Linked DNA regions of Homo sapiens: region 1 is linked to region 2. Evidence: chromatin loops called from intact Hi-C (ENCODE). Cell type or tissue: adrenal gland. All regions are shown on one strand. Links, peaks and the distances in the headings refer to the core of each region. The heading gives the core; the rest is flanking DNA.

The links. Peaks named below come from ENCODE experiments on the same cell type or tissue, not always from the same donor. Only the 100,000 strongest peaks of a DNase experiment are listed, where the experiment ranks them.
Region 1: it touches region 2 in a loop (1.8-fold over the local background); 18 of 110 quality-filtered maps call a loop at or near these places.

The regions. Positions count from the first base shown.
Region 1 is chr6:15,429,551-15,440,217 of GRCh38, forward strand. All of the region lies in intron 3 of JARID2 (jumonji and AT-rich interaction domain containing 2), which reads left to right. Among named protein-coding and RNA genes, the nearest start is that of DTNBP1-AS1, 110 kb to the right of the region's middle. RefSeq lists a silencer at 3,396-3,445 and an enhancer at 9,340-9,409. In adrenal gland, for the core only: no CTCF peak of the experiment used is centred there; no DNase peak of the experiment used is centred there; H3K27ac peaks cover 547 bases.
Region 2 is chr6:15,309,441-15,320,107 of GRCh38, forward strand. All of the region lies in intron 1 of JARID2 (jumonji and AT-rich interaction domain containing 2), which reads left to right. It also overlaps the pseudogene RNU6-522P. Among named protein-coding and RNA genes, the nearest start is that of JARID2-AS1, 66 kb to the left of the region's middle. RefSeq lists enhancers at 3,087-3,156, 8,368-8,457. In adrenal gland, for the core only: no CTCF peak of the experiment used is centred there; no DNase peak of the experiment used is centred there; H3K27ac peaks cover 2,285 bases.

The DNA of each region.
Region 1 (10,667 bases), core at 1,408-9,407, 120 kb after region 2:
GAGCCACCGCACTCCACTGAAAAGGAAACATTTCTAAAGGGGTCATCACATTTCAGAGGCAAATACTCCTATTTAGAATTGTTCTGGTCTTTTGCACACTATCATCTTGGAGGGGGTGTATGCACACGTGTGTGTGTCTGAAGTAAAAACCCATTGGATTTGTTTTTTTGAAGTGTTAGGAAAGAACCGAGTACACGTTTTTGGTAGTGATACATACCGTTTTGTCTCCGGCCCTGCGAGAGAGAGAAATGTACACACACGTTTCTACATTCTTTTCCCTGGGTACAGAAACTCCACATCTGACCACAGGGAAGCCAAAATGTACCGTGTAAATTTTACTCCTTGGTACATCTGATTAGTAATAAGGAAGTGTGTATTTCTAGCCTCACAGCAGGCTTGTGAGTCCTCAGACGTCATTATAATATTGCTGAATTGCTAGCAGCCCTCTCTAATTAGTCATGCCAAGAGAAGGCAAAATTCCATCTTCTTGCATGAAGATTCTCTGGTTCTTCCCTTGGTGCCAACTTAGGGTTAACTCCAGCTTTCTGGACTCTTTCAAATATAAAAACATTTAACCTCTGCATCTATGTCCATGATAATAAAATAATGTCTTATAAGGATGCCATTAAATATATCTGACGTTCTTGCTAAGATTTTGTTTTTTCCTTAGGTACAAGATGTACTTTTGCTTCTTTATCTTCCTGGAGTTTAGTTATCAAGACAATTTCTGTGACATTAAAATACCATGTATGACCACTTTATAGAATATTTCAAGTATGTACAATTGACCTCAATGTTAATTCATTTCGTTTACTATATACAAAATGTGGGAAGAAGGAAAACATTTAAACAGAAAACAAGAACCATGCTTGATACTGAGTTATTTTCCTGCTGTTTATATGTGGTTGCCAATTATATGTTGAAATACATGAGGCCTTTTGAGATGTTGCTTCTCTTATATGAAATACTGTTCTGTTGAGTATATAACAGTATAATAGGCCAGGTGCTTTATTGAATTAAGTAAATTGTTTTCTAATATGATTTAAAAAGTGCACTAAGCAAGCATTGGGTCGGGTGTAGTGAGATGTCCATCTGTGAAGGGCTTATTGATAATCTGGTGATGAAATCGCTTTTGTCAGTGCCTACTTACCTGGGGGTTGTGGGACTTGTGGGGCATGCTTTCCAGTCCAAGCCCACTTAAGCTTCTGCTAACTCTTGGGGGAATGAATGGTCTGTAGGGGCTGCTTTGAGTAACTGCACATGATCCAGACCAGTCTTGGGGTACTTTATTATTCTGTCAACTTGGAACTGTGTAGGATGGGATTCTAGCAGTTTCTAAATATATGTTGTTTTCAGAGCCATTCTTTTTCTGGAACATAGTTACAAATTTGTTCAGCCTGTTACTCAGCCCCCAAGAAATATGTTTGCATTCACTGTGACAGCCTGTAGACTATTGGTACCGTGCAGGGCTGTAATCTGCTTGTTGTTCCGGCAAATACCATTGTGTAATGTGGACTGGCACTTGGCCTTTCTGGAGCTTGTAGTTTTTCCCCTTTGTAGGGAGTTGAACTGCCTTTGCCATAATTTCTCTCCTGATTATCATTTCTTATGCCTCCTGCAATTCAGCCTAATTGAACTGTGCTGGGATAAATAGAGCCCTTACAGATCATGTGAATGTGAGATCATCCCATTCCCTAAATGAGGAATCTATGGCTTAGATAGGACTGGGTGCTGTGAGTCTTCCTGATTAATGTTTTGAAATGATTTAGGAACCCAAATGCACGCTGATGTTTTCCATCAGCTGCGATCCGTATGTCTCATAAACGATGCCTTCCTGCTGTTTGGGTTTTGGGAATTGTTTGAGGCCAAGGAGAGGAGGGTATGGCTCCTTCAGCTTTACCCTTCTGAAGGTCATGAGGAATAATTCTGACAAACACCTTGAAGACAGTGACGGCTTGTGCCTTCTGTGTTGCTGTTACCACTGCCTCCACTACTTTTAGTGTAAACAAGCTCTTTACATATTATTCACATTTCTTGGTTCAAGCCTCAGAAGACCAGGATATAATTTTAAATTGCAATTAGTTAATTGAAATTAAGTTTCTAAAGAAAGTGTTGAAGACTCTTATCTTTTTCCCTTTCAATGAAGCAATTTAAGCACTGTAAGAAATTTACAGATGGCAGTTTGGATAATGACCCCATAGATTTTTTTCCAGAGAGGTTCTGTCTCCAGTGTTGTCCCTTTATTCAGGGACATTGAATCAGAGCTGTGAAGCAGTCTGTTTTGTGGTTTCTGTTGAAATCCTCTTAAGCCAAGTCACTAAAGGTATGCCACTGGAAAGGACTCTTATCTCTTGTGAAATAAATCCAGTAGGAAGCCTGTTCTCAGGAATGCCTGGTTAGGTACACAGGCTCACTGTGCTCAGTAGTGCTCCTGCACTTTTGCTAAGCCACTGAGACCCACAGTTCAGCTGGTACCAGTGTGTTACCGGTGGAGGGTGTCCAGGTTCTTGGCGTTTTGAACAAAGAATTGGACAAAACACACAAAGCAATGAAAAAAAAAAAACACAGATTTATTGAAACGAAAGTACACTCTACAGGCCGGGTGTGGTGGCTCCCGTTTGCAATCCCAGCACTTTGGGAGGCTAAGGCGGGTGGATCTCTTGAGGTCAGGGATTCAAGACCAGCTTGGCCAACATGGTGAAACCCTGTCTCTACTAAAAATACAAAATTAGTCAGGCATGGTGGCTCACGCCTATAATCCCAGCTACTCGGTAGGCTGAGGCTGAGGCATCACTTCAACTTAAGAGGCAGAGGTGGCAGTGAGCTGAGATTGCGCCACTGCACCTCAGCCTGGGCAGACTTGGGACTCTGTCATCCTCCAGCTACTCTCACCTTCAAAAACAACAACAACAACAACAACAACAACAACAAGAAAAGTACGCTCCACAGACTGGGAGTGGGCTCGAAGCCAGTGTCTCAGTAGCACTGGTTGCAGAATTTTCTGGGGTTCAAATACCCTCTAGAGGTTTCCCATTGGTTACTTGGTGTATGCCCCATGTGAATGAAGAGGATGAAGTGAAGTTTCCTGCCATAGCTGGAAAGTTTGGAATGTTACAAAGTTATTTACTTGGGCTAGAAGGTTGGCAGTTTTTCCGTTTGATTTAGTTCTAGGAAGTCCTTAGGCTCCTTCCCTCCAGACCCTGTTCTCCTGCTGCAGAAGCACAGGTTTTTGAATAAAGTTAGATGTTTGGTTTGTATCTAAGCTGTTAAAAGCTACTTAAAAGTGTCTGAGCCTCTCTGTTTCCTTGTCTGATAAATGCAACCATTACACCTTATAGCATTGGCTATAACCCAGTATTTCTCACATGTAAGCGTGCATCAGAATCATCTGGAGGACTGGTTAAAACACAGACTGGCTAGGTCCTGCCCTGAGGGTTTTTGATTCAGTTAAGTCTGAGGTGGTGCCTGAGAATTTGCATTTCTAGTATGCTCCCAAGTGATTCTTTTGTTGCTGGTTGAAGAATCACACTTTGATAAGCACCACTCCGAGGGCTCTATGTGATTTAAAGCACGTATTATATTATTACCCTTAAATAATAAGCACCCATTCTATATATAGTTGCTGGGTAAGTGAACAGTGATTATGTCTGTGGTTAAGAATTTTTAGGGCCAGGTAGCCCCATTTCCTTATAGGGACCTTTTCCTTTGTGTGTCCCCAAATGTTTCCTTCCTCAGCTTGTTCATCTGCCTTGTGCAGAGAAAGAAAAGTAATAATGTCTTTCCTTCCCTTGCGGTTTATTTGAAATTATTTATAGTCTAGTTGTTGGCTGCATGCCTCCTCCCCAACCCCCATGTCTCTCTGTGTGTGTGTGTGTGTGTGTGTGTGTGTGTGTGTGTGTGTATAATTTCAGTTTAGGCAGTCGCTTAGGTGGCGTGCATCCTACCTAAGGGCATGTCATCCAAGTGAAAGTCTTTTCCTGATGTAAGCAACTTATTAGAGCAAACAATGTGATTTAATCTTGGATTTCCTTTGTATTAGGCGGTCATATGCTGGCTTTAATTTTATATTCATAAGATGATTCCCAGCTTCCTGTGGGTTGCAATACATGGTGCTTCCCTTGGCCAGGTCGATGCACCCACTACTGCCCACCCACATCAATTGCATCATACAGGACTGGGGATGTTTTTCTCCATTCTTTTGGGGATATGGGGGGAAAATTTGACAGTGCTTTCTCCCTGATAGTTCTTTTCTCTTATAATTAGCATTAATGGATGATACTGTGGCTGACAATAATGCAATATCCATCATACCCCTGTTTTTTAAATTCTTTTAGGCCCTAAGAGTTTTTCCAGTAGCCCTCACTCTCCAGGGTGTGTGTGTGTGTGTGTGTGTGTGTGTGTGTGTGTGTGTGTGTGTGTGTCAGGAGTAGAATAGGGTTGAGAATATGTATGTGCCAGTGTACTTTACTTTCCCTGGTTTCACATGTTTCAGCTTGGCATGAGACAGTTTATACCCAGTGGGGGAATCTGCCCGTAAAACACAGGTACCTCCGTAAGTCTGTCTCCACCCTTCACTGTGTTCCTAACAGTTTTTTTTTTTATTTTTATTTTTTAAACGAAGTTTTGTTGTAGATCAGAGAATGAGAGATGACATTAAATAATACTGTAGCTGTCCCTTGATGCACAGAATTCATGCTTCTGTGATGGACAATTCCATATACTCCTCAATCAGTGACTTATCTTTTAAAATGGAATTTGTTGTATTTTTAGCCTGTGGGGTTGTTTAGGGTGGTGGTATCTTTCAGAGAGTGTTGCACATAGATAGATTACGAGGAGCCAGTTCCCTAGAGGAGCTGATGGGGAGAGAGATTTTCAGAAAATTCTTAGAAGGGCAAATAGGGTCAGCTGTCATCTTTGTTTATTTTAACCACTGTGAAATGTGGAAGAGAATGCATTGGTTTTTCATTGTCATGACAACAGAGGCTCTTCACACCCCTGGGCACAACAGGAAATGAACCCATTCATTTATCCAAGTGTGAGTCTCAGAATCCCATTATGTGAATTCCATGGAGTGTTAATTCAAGTATTTTGATAGAATGTTATTGTGTATTCTCCAGCAGTATTTAATAGTTGCCTAATCCTACTCAAGTCACTAAATACCCTTCTTGATCTGCTGTTTCCTCATCTATCAGAAGGAGATAAGATTTTCATCTATAGGACAGTGTTTCTCAGCTTTCCGTATCTTGGGCCTTAACCTCTGCTGGAAGAGGACTTTGAAGTTTTGCAGTCTATATAACTCATGAAATTTTTGCTTTCTACTTCTCAAGTAGGTTTGGGTTTCCTTCAATAGAAAAATGGTTTGTTACTGCCAAGTGAGAGCCTTAATTCTGGCTAGTTTATTTTTGATTTCTAGAAGCTCTGTTTGGTTCTTTTCAAATGTTAGGTTACACTCAAATGTTAGTTTCAATGTTTGTTCAGTGGTAGTTTCAGTGTTCACTGTTTCAGGTGTTAGTTTCCTGTTTTTCAAACTTGGCTTTTATTTGTTTTAACATAGTCTGATGATTCAAATTACTGACTGACATTTTCCCAGTTGGACATCTGCTGGGTTTTCCTCATGGTGCTTTATTTCCCCTGAATGTGAAAAGTTGTTTGAGGGGGAATTCATTGAGGCCTGAGATGAAAAAACTCTTCTTACAGAGGGTTCATGTATGTTTTTGCTACATACCTTAGGGTATCATCAGTCCAACATTATTTAAACTAAATTCAGGGCTTGAGAGATGATTTTTATATTCCAAATCCTCGTGAGGGCCGCTTAAGTTTTACAACTTCTCAGGAAAGATATCCAGCCTTTGGGAATCCTAGCTGAATGTAAGAAAGTTGTCTCCTGTTAGAGCCCCATTTTAGGGCTTGGAGGGTGGTAGGATGCCACCTTCCTCCCAGTGCCAGTGCTAGGGAAATCAAGTTCAGGTTTGTTTGTGTCAGAAGCACAAAAGTGGGGTCATTTCTCCTTGGGTAGGTCTGGGTTCTAGCTTTTGTTCTTAGAATTTCCATCAGTAATTTCTTGTTTGTTTATTACCTCATTGATGGCTTTAATGACTTGCTTGAATATCTTGGCCTGCTGTATTCCTGGAAATGACTCATGATGCCATGCTTTGCTACATTTTATTTTTTTAATTTTAAATAAATACATTTTACTAATTTGAAATCGAGTAGATTAATAGTATAAGCTGTTTGGCACATTGGAGTTTCAGTGCCTTGAGGATGAATTCCAAATTTTTTTTTTTTTTAAACTTTGAACTTCAGGAGTACAGAGCAAACCAATCCCAAAGCTAGCAGAAAACACAGAAAAGCTTTGCTGCATTTTATGGTTTCTATTGAAATGGGGAAGGTTTTCTTGTCCCCCTCTCAGGGCGTGCGATGGAGGAGTGGCTCACTTCTTCAGTGCCCCGCTGCTCATACCTCTAGGGGAGCATACAGACGGGCAGGTTGTAGGGCTGCAACCCCACAGCAGTCTCTAGGGGTGAATGTTTACAGCTGAAGTCCCAGTGTGCATGTGTTACAGGGTGCTCCTTTAGTTTGCTGTCTATAGGCGGCTTGTGTTAGCTCAATTAGACTCCCTTCCTTGAGGACAGAGGGATTTCTGTAACCCATGATCCTACCCTTGGTGTATCAGAAGAATCGGATCACACGTGGGCTTGGAGAATGATCGCAAGGTTTTATTGCATAGAAGTACCTCTCAGCAGATGGGAGAGCCAGAAGGGAGATGGTTTTCCCCTGGAGGCGGGCTGCACGCTGGTCGATGGCTTACTGGCCTGCCAGTGCTCTTCTGCGGCCGTGCTCTCCACAACCAGCCGCTTGTGTCGTCTTCCGCTGATGTGTTCCTCAGGACGTCCAGCAGCTTGTGTCTATGTCTTGCTAGGGTCTTGGGTTTTTATAGGTTTTCATAGGCCCAGGATGGGGGCGTGGCAGATCAGGGTGGTCTTGGAAAATGCAACATTTGGGCAAGAAGGCAGAAGTGCCTTCCTCACTTAGGTCTTGGGAGTAGAGCCCTAGCCAGGGGCCACGCCCTTCCTCTACCCAGCTTTTCCCTCCCCACCTTCCCTATCATTTAAAGGGACCATGCTCTTCTATTCCCAGCACTCCTGTATCACTTGTTGCCTACCACCTGCGATGCCCTGTTTGAGAAGCATGATTAGAAAAATCCCAGCAATCTTTTCTGTTTCTAGTGGTGTGGACTCCTGCTTGGAAGGCTTTTCTTGTGATTTTTTTTTTCCCCCATAATGTTTATATTCTGTGTTTTCCTATTCAGTTATAATGAGTTCAGTTCAGGGGAGAATGAGGTTCAAGTGGACTGTGCTTCCCTGAGAGAGCAATTGAGTGCTCTCCTGGTCACATAGGTCTTGCACTTCTGGAGCTCTAAATGGAACCCTCCCAGCATATCCAGGTCCTTCTTAGAGCCCGACTGCAGGCCACCCTGTCCTTCAGCCGTGTGATTTTACGGTTTTACTGTTCAGCTTCAGCATAGATTCTACCTGGAAGCACAGGGGTGTGTGGTCATCTTTTCTTCCTGGAAAGGTCCCTTTTGGTGAATGATTGAGTTCCCAAGCCAATTTCTGTCCCAGAGGGAGGTTGTTTCAGGGACTGGTTGGGAATGGCAGTCTCCACTGACTCCATGGTGTAGTCTAGGTCATACTTTATGTTGTGAGGCTGTGACTGGATTATGTCGCACTTCATGAAACCTAAGGCTTCCTGTTCAGACCTGAAAGGCAGAAACTGTGTCTCCTTCATTATCCATTCCCTAAGGTCTGTCCCCTTTTATGTCCAGCTGAATCACACCATGAACCCTTGGCCTCAGCTCCTTATGCACTGTCCTTTACGCTTACATTGTGGAAGTCCTCCCTTAACCTAGTTAGTTACTAGGGTTGTCTATCTGCAGTGCTAGTTTGTGTAACATTCTCTGCTTTTAAAGTTGTATGACATAAAAAAATAGAAGAAACGTATTTTAAAAAGAGGAACTTTTTCTCTACCCTCTTAAGTTCAGTTTTGGGGAGCCTGCTAATTAAATGGATGAAAGACAGATTAGCAACAGGGAAAAAAAAAACAGATTTAGTTGAGTTCACAAAGAAATGTGACTCTAAGAGGAGGTTAGAATTTACCATCCTAGAATCGCTTGAACCCGGGAGGCGGAGGTTGCAGTGAGCTGAGATCACGCCACTGGACTCCAGCCTGGCAACAGAGTGAGACTCTGTCTCAAAAAAAAAAAGAAAGAATTTACCATCCTAATGGGATGTGGGGGGCAAAAGGGCGATTCTGGGAGGACAAATAAATTCTTAGAAGAGGGTGGAGAAAGGCCACTTAAGAAGAACAAGTGAATTTTTGGAAAGGTAAGTGGGCCCTTAGCAGAATAGATAGAAGATAGAATATTTTTGTCAGTGTCTGTTAGTATTGTTTTCCAAACCCACACAGGTTTAATGTCTTGGGGCCTGTTCTGGGTATGAAGTTACTATGGCTGCTTTTTGATGGTATTTTGGAAATGGGTTGTGGGGTGGTGGGATGGGGAGGAAACTTGAAGTATCCAGCTGGAAATGTTCTCATTTACAAATTGCTGGAGGAGAAGCCTCAGCAACCCTTCCCAGGACTGATATATGGCTGGGAGTGTGGAGTTTGGCAGTGGATTGACACAGTTAAAGATGGATGCCTCTTTGATCAAAGGGAGACCATTAGGGCATGTTGAGGCTGGCGGAATCGGAAAGTTGCATTATAAAGAGGGTAGTTATGCATCCCCCCTCCCAGTGCCTGTCACCCACATCTTTATGAACATGATTCTGCATTTGCCCAGTTGGCTGGCATAACATTCTGCTGAAGTCAGCAGTGAGGGAGATGTACGTACGTAGCTTTTTTCATCTGTGAATTGCAGAGCGTAGAAGGATGTAGTTCATTTCCATGATTCCTCTGCACGTCATTGTTTCTGACCAATGTGGACAAAATGTGAGTATTTTTCTGACAATTCCAACTTCTTTGTTATTGTGGTTCCTCCTGGCAGCCCCCGCTTTAAAGATCCTTTAGGCAAATGTTATCCTTTCTCTTCAATGGTGGCTTGCCTTCCTGTGGTGGGGGCAGCATAGCTTGAAAAGAGCTAGGAAGCAGTTTCCCTCCACAGTATCCTTCTATCTGCTCCATTGAAATCCCTTACTGTGGCCATGCTCGGTGGCTCACACCTGTAATCCCAGCACTTTGGGAGGCCAAAGCAGGCGGATTGCCTGAGGTCAGGAGTAAGAGACCACCAGCCTGGGTAACATGGTGAAACCCTGCCTCTAGTAAAAATAGAAAAATTAGCCAGGCATGGTGTTGGGTACCTGTAATTCCAGCTACTCAGGAGGCTGAGGCAAGAGAATCGCTTCAACCCGGAAGGGGGAGGTTTTAGTGAGCTGAGATCACGCCACTGCACTCCAGCCTGGGTGACAGAGCAAGACTCTGTCTCAAAAAAAAAAAAAAAAAGGTGTGGGGGGTGCTTTTTCTGGTTCAGGCAGTGGAACAGGGGAGAATGAGGCAAACCCAGCTACAGTGCCTCTCATAGGAAGCATCACAACCATTAATTACTCCTGGTGCAAGAGGACTCAGTGAAGCTAGGTTTGAGGTTGGGGTAAAAGATAAGATTTTGGACATTGCTCATTTAAGAAGTTTTTAGCTGAAAAATCTTATCATTGGCTGCTTTCATTGTTGGAGGTTTATAAGCCTGTTGCATGGATCTCTATCCTCCTCCTGTACTTGCACCCCTGCTGTTATGTTTTATTAGGATGTCGTGCAATTTATTCTCCCGTTTCTTTCACTCCTGGTTATACTTTTGATCACCCTTCCCTCTGTTTTGTAATGCCATCCAGAAAAAATGAACAGATAGTGAGGCTTTGTGAGGAACCTACGATGGATATGTGGCTGCAGCCTTCTTTGGAGGGTTTAAGCTGCACTGAAGGAGGCTGACCTTGTGGCTTTATCATTTCCTGTCTACAGACAAGGAAAATGGGCTTAAGCAGGAGGGATTAATGAAGGACTTAATTGAACAGGAAGTCTTTGTCTTTTAGCCCTTCAGAATTACACACAGCTTGGGTGTTTTTATCTTGAGTCCTGTTTAAGAGATTGGACTTCTTTTCTCAGGATGTTTCCGGAAACTGAGTGGGGATCAGAAATTGTCATGGAGTTAAAATGCTAAAGAAGAGGGGTAACAAGCCAGCTTCATTGGATGAGGAGAAGGGCTTGTTTTGATTTCCTCATTCTTCCCAGTCTCACCCCTGGGAGTTTCTGCTACTGGCTTGGCTCAAAGCCTTAAAAACCCATAGAGTACTTTTATAATGTCACAGCAAATGCAAGCATGTTGTCTCTGGAAAGGAACTCTGAGGCACATGTGTTAAACCAGCAATGCTGTACCTTTAGCAGAGTGTTGTTGGTTCCGTGCCTGAAACACAGATAACATACTTGACATCAAGACCCCTTGTGAATCAGAGAGAATGACTTTACCTTCTTGGAAACGTTTTGACTTGAGATGTAGTCAGAAGATATTCTCGTCCGACCCTTTGAGGGTTCATTTAAGCCGTACGCAATTAGATGAACATGTATGTCCTGCAGATACTCACTGCTCATCTGTTGTCCACTGCCGCTGTCTACATATGTGA
Region 2 (10,667 bases), core at 864-8,863:
CTGTGTATCCCAGTGAAAAATGGAAACCAATAGGGGATTGGTTAAATTATGGAACGTCTGTTCCGTGCAGTCATTAAAATGAAATGGTAGCAAGAATGTTGACTGACATAAAATAAGTGAAAAAAGCAAGTGAGAAAACAGTATTTACAGTTTAATTTTTTTGTCTTATCTTGGAAAATTTAGTAAATATATGTATACATATAATATATAAAGCATACATATATAAACGTGTGTGTGTGTGTGTATATATATATATGTATGCTTTGACAAATGAAGTGGTGGTGTAGGCACAGGTGGGAGGGGCAACTAATCCACACTGAGGGATGACAGAAGGCTTGAAGGACAGGGATTAGCCAGGTGAAGATGGGATTGGCCAGTAGTGTGTTCCAAAGTGAAAGTGGAAAGCCCAGAGGTGAGAAGTGGCTTGGAAGAGTTTAGGAAGAGGGATGGATGCTCAGGAGATAAGGCTTATCTATATTTTCTCCAGGAAACGTGTATTACTCTGTAATAAACAAAAAAAATGGTACCTAGAAAGCTTCTTCTTCCAAAGAAGAAAGTCAAGGAAGCAGCAGGAAAACAGATTGCTTTGTTGCTTTAAGGCTGTGGATTTTGGACTCTTAATGAGATTAAGGCCAGGGAGGCTTTCCCAGGTTGGCTGGATGGGCTGGGGCTGGGTGTCTCTGGTGAAACAGATGAATTCCAGATAGGTAATTTAATTTCCAGAGGTGCCGCACAAATGCCTTTGCCTCCTGCTACTGGTTAGAGCAAAACAAGCATGTGATTTATGTAAAAATACATGAATATTAGTTTTTATCAAAACCCTGCAGAAGAAAAACAGTAGAAAAAATGATACTTCCTGCCATAGCCTCTTTGTGGAATGAAATTAAGAAAATCAATATTCTTTACAAATGACTAGTCACAGTGGAACTGGTCTGTTGAACCTACCCTTTGTAGATAGCATTAATACATCACCCTCTCCCACATTACTCCAACCATAACAGAAATAGTGATTTACATAGGAAAATGCGAGCTGAATTAAACAAGGATGGCCCTGAATTCTGCTGTAGGGATTCTTAAGATGGCACAAGCTAGGCTGTGAATGCCTTGGCCTCCCCTCTTCTCCCCTGTTTCTGGGTCATGCTCCCCTCTGGATTTCTTGCTGGGTAGTTCTGGAGGGAAGGGGATGCCCTTCTACATAAGCATCTGCAGGTGCAGAGATGGGATGGGCCTAAGTGTTCTGAGATCTTCCAGGAGATGGGATTTCAATCTCCAGAATTCCCATCCCCGCTTGGCTCTTTGGTGGCCCAGTTCTGGAAGTTGAGATTTAGACCAAGATTATAGTCTTAAAATAAATCTTGGATGTGACTCCTGCCAGGATGACTTGTAAATAATTTCGTGCCAGAAACCGAGCTGACTTTGGTTTGTGGGCTGGAGGTGGCTGATTCCAACTCTGGGAATTCATTCTAATTTTTGGTGCCCTGTTCACCCTGAGTTGTCTTCTCACGGCTGCCTGCCCAGTCCCTGTGTGGGAATGGGAACCGTCATAGAGTGAATATGAGGACTTCACATCCTTTGGGATGCGGGTATTTTAGTTCCAGGGCTAACATGGCACGTTGGCAGTGAGATAGTTGCTATAATAATTCTCTAATAAGCTGTTGGTCTCAGAGACCCTTCCGCGTGGCGTATCAATGGGGCTTGTGACAGTAGGAGTTGGGATCTTAGAGGATTCATATCACCCTTGCTCCTAATCCAGTAACCCCTAGCAGTGCCCATCACCAGCCTCACACCACCTTGTACCAGTCTTGGGCATGGTGAGTCTCTCTGGTACACTTTTACATTAGAAAAAGTCTGAAGAGGCTGGGCACGGTGGCTCATGCCTGTAATCCCAAAACTTTGGGAGGCCAAGGCGGGCTGATTACCTGTGGTTGGGAGTTCGAGACTAGCCTGACCAACATGGAGAAACCCCATCTCTACTAAAAATACAAAATTAGCCAGGCATGGTGGCGCATGCCTGTAATCCCAGCTACATGGGAAGGCTGAGGCAGGAGAATCGCTTGAACCTGGGAGGCGGAGTTTGCGGTGAGCCGAGATCGCGCCATTGTACTCCAGCCTGGGCAACAAGAGCGAAACTCCGTCTCAAGAAAGAAAGAAAAAGAAAAAGTCTGAAGACTTGTGAGCAAGCCTTTTCTCTCCCACAGGTAAATATTCGATCTGCCTTTCTGCACAATACAAAAGCAAAGTCCTTAACACAAGCCACAGATGGCACTCTGATTCGGCTTGCAAAAAAGGTAACTGTTTTTTTTTTTTCTTTTTTCTTGTAATATTTTCCTTAAAAAATTTTTTTCCTCTTAATACCCTAAGCCCCAAAAGGGAGTTTGTATTGTAAAATATTCTTTAATAAGTCACTTTTAACTACGTGAAACTGGGGGGAATTTTCCACATTTGGACCAGGTCCCTGGATTGTATTGCCAGAGGTGTGGCTTTTGGCATTAACTTTTATTTAATTTGGATGGCTACTTTCTAGAGAAATCAATTTAACCTAAAAAATTGTCATAGCTCATTCTACATATGCACCCCTACTGTTCTAGATTTAAAAAACAAAAACAAAAGCTTTCTAAGTCAGTTTTGATTTTGAGACGGAGTCTTGCCCTGTCACCCAGGCTGGAGTGCAGTGGTGCGATCTTGGCTCACTGCAGCCTTCACCTCCCAGGTTCAAGCAGTTCCCTTCCTCAGCCTCCCAATTAGCTGGGATTACAGGCGTTTGCCACCACGCCTGGCTAATTTTTGTATTTTTAGTAGAGACAGGGTTTCACTGTCTTGGCCAGGCTGGGCTCGAACTCCTGACCTCGTGATCCACCCGCCTCGGCCTCCCAAAGTGCTGGGGTTACAGGCGTGAGCCACCATGCCCGGCCTCAGTTTGGATTTTTAAAAAACCAATCTTATTGAAGTAAAATTTATACATGCAGCCATTTCAGGTGTACACTGTGATAACTTATGACAACTGCACACATCTGGGTATTACCATCCCATCAATATATGCACCTCCTGTCACCCGAGAAAGCTCCCTTGTGCTCCTGTCCTGTGCCCCCATGCCAGCGCCGACCTGCCTTCTTGCACTGTAGATTAGCTTTGCCTGTTGTAAATGCCATATAGATGGAAGCACTTTTGTGTCTACATCCCTTCACTTTGCTTTGAGATTCATCCAGGCTGTGTGTATGGTTTGTTCCTTCCTGTTATGGTTCAGTAGTCTCCTCTCTTTCTGTCTTTCTGTGTTCTTCCTGTGACTCACTCATTGTCTGTGTTTCTTTTTTTCCCTGTAAGCCTGGCCTGGTCCTTTCGTGATTCCCTGTAGTCTTTTTCTCAAGTGGGCATTAAAGCAACCTTATCTTTCACACACACTGAAAGAACCTAGTAACTGAGAGATGATCCAGCCAGATTCTGCCCTTACCTTTACCCCTCACCACCCCACTAGGGGACAAAACAAGCAAATATACTGACTGACCCAAGCCTTGTTGTTCCGACGAAAACACTGGCGTTCAGCATCTTTCCCGCAAACCGAGCTGCAGCCTCCAGTTTCAGAATAGTGCCTTCCATAAAATCTGTGGGAGTTTTCCGTTTATGTTGCTTGTTTTTAAACAATCTTCTTGGAAAAGAATTCAGTGCTGTTAATGGATTGCCGTCGGAGCTTTTTTTACATTACACCTGTCCTCTGCTTCCTGATCTCCTTTTGATGGTTAGGGAGAATATGTTGACTTAGAATAGCAAGGAGCCATGGCACCCCAAGGAAACAGGAAAAATCTCAGTTTTCATGGATGAGAAAGTCCCATTCTATTGTCTGTGTGTGCCTGAGTATGTACACTGTAACATCTCATTTTTAGTTGTATGAAGAAAGCGCTGTGGCTGAGAACCAGTGTTTGGAGGTTGGGGTAGGGTAGCCTGGGTTCATAGTCACTACATATCCCAGCTCCCCAAGCCCTAGGAGGTACTGCACAAGCAGTACAGACAGGGTCTTGCATTTGTGCCTCTTCACTGGTGACTTCCCATTTTGAAGAGTGCCAGCTTTTCTGGGAAGTCTGCTGCCAACACTGAGCCGAGCCAGGGTTGCTGTTCACATCTACGCAGGCTGTTGGTGCCGCGGCAGCATGCTGTCCTTGAGAGCACTGTGGAATTTGCAGTGTGCCGTACAGATTCAGAAATGGTGTATGTTTCTTGTGGCATTAGTGTTTTGACTTGCAAATCTGGAAAAGAACAGGAAGTCTTGGTGGAAACACTCTCTGGCTGATGTATAGAAACCTGTGGAGTTAACTGCATTTTAAGCACCAATTATTAGAAAATGAATTTCTTCTTACTTGGGGAGATTTCTTTCAGATCTTAAATACATTTGTCATCTAAACCTCTTCTCCTAGGGGCAGATGATCCCTGCCTTGGGCCTAGGAGAGTAGACATTGGTAATTACCTTTGGCCTGTGTCTCCCCAAATATCCTTATACCTTCTGCTGGCCCATGGCTGTCTAGAAGCCCTCATGGAGGTGCTGCTTTTGTTTTTATCTCTTCATTTGGGGAGAGGATACTGCATCTGGACCCAAGGCCCAAGGTGTCCTGATGTTGAGTCCTTCCAATTCTGGGTAGCCATGAACAGTGATGCTGTTCATAGATAAGGTCAAAGGGACGGGCTTAAGGTTAAGCTCAGTTAGTGGATGGCAGAGGCTGTATTCAAATTAATCTTGATCCACTCTGCAGGTTGCTGTGGCTCCTGTTTCCCCCACTCCTGTGGTCTCCTGCTGTGATTCTGTCAAATTACCCATTTATTTATAACATTTGCCACTACTTCAAATACTTTGTTATTTATGTGGTTTTGGCTTTCTCTGCTAGAATATAAAGTAATACAATAATTTAAAAAAAATGAAGAGCAAGACTCTTTTTGTTCTTGAGGTGAATCTTCTTGCTTATAAATTTACCCCAAGCACCTGGAACAGTGCCTGGCATGTGGTACTTAAGTATTTGTTAAAATAATGAATAATAAGTAAACGGCATTTTGAAAGTTGCTGTCATTCAAATTATGATTTGTGGTGTTAGAGTTCTTATAGGCAGGGCTTAGTTTTAATAAATGACATTGAGAGCTAGTTATAAATCATACATTAGACATAGTTTAATCAGTTTGGTGCTTGTGTATAGAAGCGGACAGAACCCTGGAGATACAGTTGAGGCCTCTTCAGTGAGAGGAGGGAGGAAACTTGCCTTGGAACAGTGTCACAGACAATCCATGGTACATAGATGCCAGAGGTAGACACTGTAGGTTAGGGAAGGTTTGGGGACTGTGAAATGAATGGGCAGCAATAATTAGTGAAATATTATAAATTGCCTTTATTACTGTTGGTTTCCCGACTGCTTCAGTAAAACCAAAAAATACGCACATACTTAGCCTGATGTGTTTAGTTGGGGTTGCCGTTATAGAAAAGCCTTTCAGAAGATACAGAAGAGTGATCCTTTCAGCAGCACATATACTAAAATTGGAATGATACAGAGAAGATTAGCATGGCCTGTATGCAAGTATGACACAGAAATTTGTGAAGCATTCCATATTTTTATGTATTGGAAAATCAGGTTTGGATTATGCAGTTTCTAAAATTGAAGAATATTTCATCCTTACCAATATGTTTTGAATAGTATTTTGCCTTAGAAATAATTTTTACATACTAAATAATACGTATATTAATGAAGAACAAAAGGAAACGGAAGAGCAACGTGCTTGTCCAAAAATTCTCCATGTGTATAAGTGAATTGATTCTGCCAGAAAGAAGAGTTTAGACATGTTTTTATTGCAAACAACTTCCTTCAGATGCCAGGTAGTAGACAATCTACAGGACTAGGGAGGATGAGAGATGTCCCTTTAGAATGCTGTTTGAACCCATGATGGATTAATTACGAAGGTTGATGCCCATCTATACCAGCTGGCTTTCCAAGATTTATTTGACCCGTTGCTTTGTCTTGGAGAACTGCAGTCTCTCTCATATAGCTTTGATCTTTACTGTGGGAATCATAGTGCAGTCAGTACACCATAGGGTCAAGTGCTCAGTCTGCCATTTTAACACAGAAAACTTACATATTTAGAAGTAGTCACGTATCTAGAGTGTGACTGGACTACCTGAATAATTGAGATGAGATACGGTCAAAAAAGTGAGATATCTTCATCTGCTTCAGGTGGCTTTTAGGCTGCAAATCCCTAGAAGTTGTGGTTGTCCGGAAGTTACCAAAATAAATGAGTGGTGTTTCGCCCAATTCTGTTTTTTCAAGTTCTGTTTCAAGTTCTGTTAAAATTGTTAGCAGAACTGGGAAAGTGCGTTAATGAAGCAAGCAAGTCCTGTAGTGTGTGCTAACTGGGCCCAGTGTGCCGTCCATACGTTGAGTACGTTCATTAGTGATTTCAGACATGAGTTTCTCAGGGCTCCCAAATTTATGGAAGAAGTAAGTGATGACTTCCAAATTCTTTGTCTTCAGATTGATTTAAAGTGACTGAGGGCATAAGCTGGAACCAAGATTAGAAAGAACACAGTTTACACGAGTCCTGCTTCCTTTTTTTTTTCATCCCGTGAATGTTATCTTCAGTATTTTCTCAACTAATACGAAAAGTACCACTGAAGTGGGGTCTGCTGGCTTGAAAACATGTGTGAAATACAGATTCTATGGGTTTTTTTTGACATGGAGTCTCACTCTTGCCAAGGCTGGAGTGCAGTGGCACGATCTCTGCTCACTGCAACCTCTGTCTGCCTTCCGGGTTCAAGCGATTCTCCTGCCTCAGCCTCCCTAGTAGCTGGGACTACAGGCACACGTATTTTTAGTAGAGACAGGGTTTTTGAACTCCTGAACTCAAGTGGTCTGTCCACCTCGGCCACCCAAAGTGTTGGCGTTACGGACATGAGCCACCATACCCGGCCAGATTCTATGCTTCTGTCTCAGATTCAGTTGCTACCCTACAGAGGTGGCCAGTTAGGAGTGTTTCATAATGAAGATTATGTCTTTAATCATTGTGAGGTTTGTGGCTGAGGACAGTAGTCCTTATGCTTGTGCTGGTTAGAAGTAAAGAAATTTTGGACTGTTCTTGCTATTTTTTTTGAGATGGAGTCTCTCTCTGTCGCCCAGGCAGGAGTGCATTGGTTTGATCTCAGCTCACTGCAACCTCTGCCTCCCAGATTGCTGGGATTACAGGCACCCACCACCATGCCCAGCTAATTTTTATATTTTTAGTAGAGACGGGGTTTCACCATGTTGGCCAGGCTGGTCTTGAACCCCTGACCTCAGATGATCCTCCTGCCTTTGCCTCCTGAGTGCTGGGATTACAGGCAAGAGCCAGTGCACCTGGCCCACTGCTATTGTTTTTAACACAGCTTTGAAAGCAGTATGATTTGGTTAATAGGATGGCTACAGCCAGACACCCTGGGTTTGAATCTCAGCTCTCTATGGAATGACCTTGGGCAAGTCATTTAGCCAGCCTGTGCTTCAAGTTGCTTGTGTAAAATGGGGATAATAGTACCTTTGTTATAGAGTTGCTGTGGGGTTTCAATGAGTGTACTTTTGGTCTAGAATGAATCTTTTGTAGACAGTCTTGAGTATAATGGGTTGTGATTTTGTGCTTCTTGTCCCATCAGTTATTTATAATTAGCAATGGTACTTTGTTGCATGTACTTAATTTGATTTTATCTATTTAGCAGTAGAATTTTTTTTCATCAGAAATAATTTCTTCCTGTCCCTCTGTGAAATCCCCTTGAGAAAGGGGTAAGAAATAGCTCTGAGGACCAGTTGAAAAATAATCGATCTGAAACACAACAGACAATATTAACATGTCAGTTTTTTCTGTTTTGCAGGAAAATGCAAGTCTCATTTAGGATAATAGTTTGATTTCCTGAGGTGGTTATGGTTATGGTTTTGTGTAACTGAGAGTCATTTAAAGGTGATGCATAGGTTTGCAGGTAGAAATACAGTTTTGTTTGAAATCTGGGGTGTTCAACCGACATTGTGGTAAGAGTAATTTCCCCCAAAACTCCCTAGGAAATTTTTACCTTTTACTTCAGTAGACCTGGAGTCTTGCCTCTTGAACTGAAAGTGAGGTTGAACTTCATCCGTAAAGGTGAGTTTTCCCCAAAGGTACCTGAATGCTTGCCGTGTAACTGATGGGTCCATAGTCCACTGCCAGAAGGTACCCTCTTGCGTCTCGGAGGTGCTGGTTCTGAAGTATCTTTTTTGAGTTTTAGTTGGAGTTTCTCTTGTTGAGAATTTTGAATCTCAGAAAATGCCATGGCTGCGTGGGTGTTTGTTTTAGCTCCACACCCTTCATCTTCAGGGTGGATGCACCCTTGGGTGGCGTTGCACACAGCTGGCGCGTGGAGAGCCGATCCCTCCAGGGTTTGTTTCTTTAATACCAGACCCGCTCCCACAAAACTGGTGTATTTAGGCGTCCCCTCTTCTCCTGTGTTTGTTGCTGGCCAGCAGTGCCTGCAAGTTCCAGCAGATGAGGTGAGGATGGACAGTGAGGTAGAGGCTAGTCTGTTTGCCTGGGTTCACTGAAGTTGCTAGGTTTTGAGTTTGCTCCAGATTAGTGAATATATCAGCTGTGAGAATAAGAGTGATTAAAGCATGGTGGCGCATGCCTGTAGTCCCAGCTACTGGGGAGGCTGAGGCAGGAGAATCACTTGAAACCTGGAGGCGGAGGTTACAGTGAATCGAGAACCCTGCCACTGCACTGCAGCCTGGGTTACAAGAGCAAAACTCCGTTTCCAAAAAAAAAAAGATTAAACAAATAGGACTTCTCCATTTGTATTTAAACTTCAAAGAGAAAGCTGAACTCCAAGGCCCAGCTGGAGGACACGTGGATCCAGCCAGCATGTTAGATGTAGGCAATTGGAGAAGGACAGGGAGACAGCAGTGAGGTGCAGGGGGATGAGGCACATAGTTGTCTACATGAAACAGGCAGATCTTTGTTTTCGTATACCTAGAATAGTTTCCATGTCCAGCAAGAACTTCCAGGTTTTTGTTGTTTTTTGTTTATGCTTTGGTGGTGGTGGTGGTTGCTACCACCTGGAGAAAAGCTGCCTTTGCAGCCCCACAACTGTGCAGTTGCTGTGAGTGAGCAGGCTGGGAACCACATGCTCTTGTTCTGACATTCACTGGAGGCACCCCCCTCCCCTTTCCTTACAAGGCATCTCAGAGGATTGTCATTTGAGGCAGGCCGGATTCACTGGTGTGACTGTTTCAGGACTGGCTTGTCTCATTAAAAAACATTTTTTGGATCAGAAACAATGAGGGGTGGGAAAGGCAACAAAAGCCTCTTGAGATTCCCGGATTGCTCAGGATGTTATAAACAGTAAGTGCTGCTTTTGATCTTGGAGGGTGGTGTGGGGTAGGCGAGAAAGGGGGTGGTGGTTATTGGGAAGAGGGCTGGAGCCAGACAGCCATAATGGCTTGTCCAAAGGCTGCTGTGAATCCCAGTGGCAAAGAGCTCTGCACTTCCCGCTAATTTCTGTTTTCTTTACTGTGGCTGGCTTTATTAAAAGGACATAAGGAAGCAGCCTAGACATTCAGTCCAATCAGTTTTCTAGGGTAGCAGATGAAAAATAAAATTGGGCCTTTTGTATTTACATAGAAAGTAAGTAGGGTGGCTAGCTTTTATGGCTTATTCACTTTCTTGCAGGGAGAGAGGATGCTGTCTGTCTGTCTCTCATATGTATATAACATGCTTGGAATGCTATAAGTTATCAAAGATTCATTAGATGAGCACAGATCTTTCATTCTGTCTTGAAACATGGCAAGGTTTGAAGTTGGTGGACCAATGAGAAGCTGTGCTGCCTTGAACAATAATTTTAAAAGAGTTGCTCTGACAGCATATCTTTTGTAACTTTTTCCTCTCTGTGGTTCTGCAGTAGCCATTTTGTGTCTGAGTGACATGGAATTTCTGTGTTGCTTTTTTCTTTTTTTTGGAGACAGAGTTTCCCTCAAGCCAGTTGCCCAGGATGGAGTCCAGTGGTGTGATCTCAGCTCATTGCAACCTCTGCCTCCCGTGTTCAAGCGATTCTTGTGCCCCAGTCTCCTGAGTAGCTGGGAGCACAAGTGTGCGCAACTGTGCCCTGCCAATTTTTTTGTGTATGTGTTTTTAGTAGAGACGGGGTTTCACCATGTTTGCCAGGCTGGTCTTGAACTCCTGTCCTCAAGTGATCCACCTGCTTCATGGCAGGTGAGCCACTGCATCCGGTCTGTCCATAGTTTCTGGAACACAATTAGAAGTGAGATCTGTGTTTGAGGGAGAAGCAGGAAAAGTTTAACCTGAGGATGGCCCTTTAACTTTATATGATGAAAAACTACCTAATCAATGGTTGCAGATTATGTAAATTAAAATAGTGGTGGGTACTTCTTAAACAAATTATGCAAATTTGATGCAGTCATCAAGGCTTCTTGCTTCACTGCATCATTTACCTTTTGATTTCAGAGAAGTTCAGCCCCTTGACTCTTTCCTTATTCGAACTGGAGCTAAGCACTGAGATATTTCAGCCATACGCTTGTTAGGGAGTGTATCTATGTAAATACAAGTAATTTTAAGTAGACAAGGCTATATTAGTAGAACCTGATTACTTTTATCTTGCTGGTTTCTTCCATTGTTTTATTAGTATGTTTCAAATA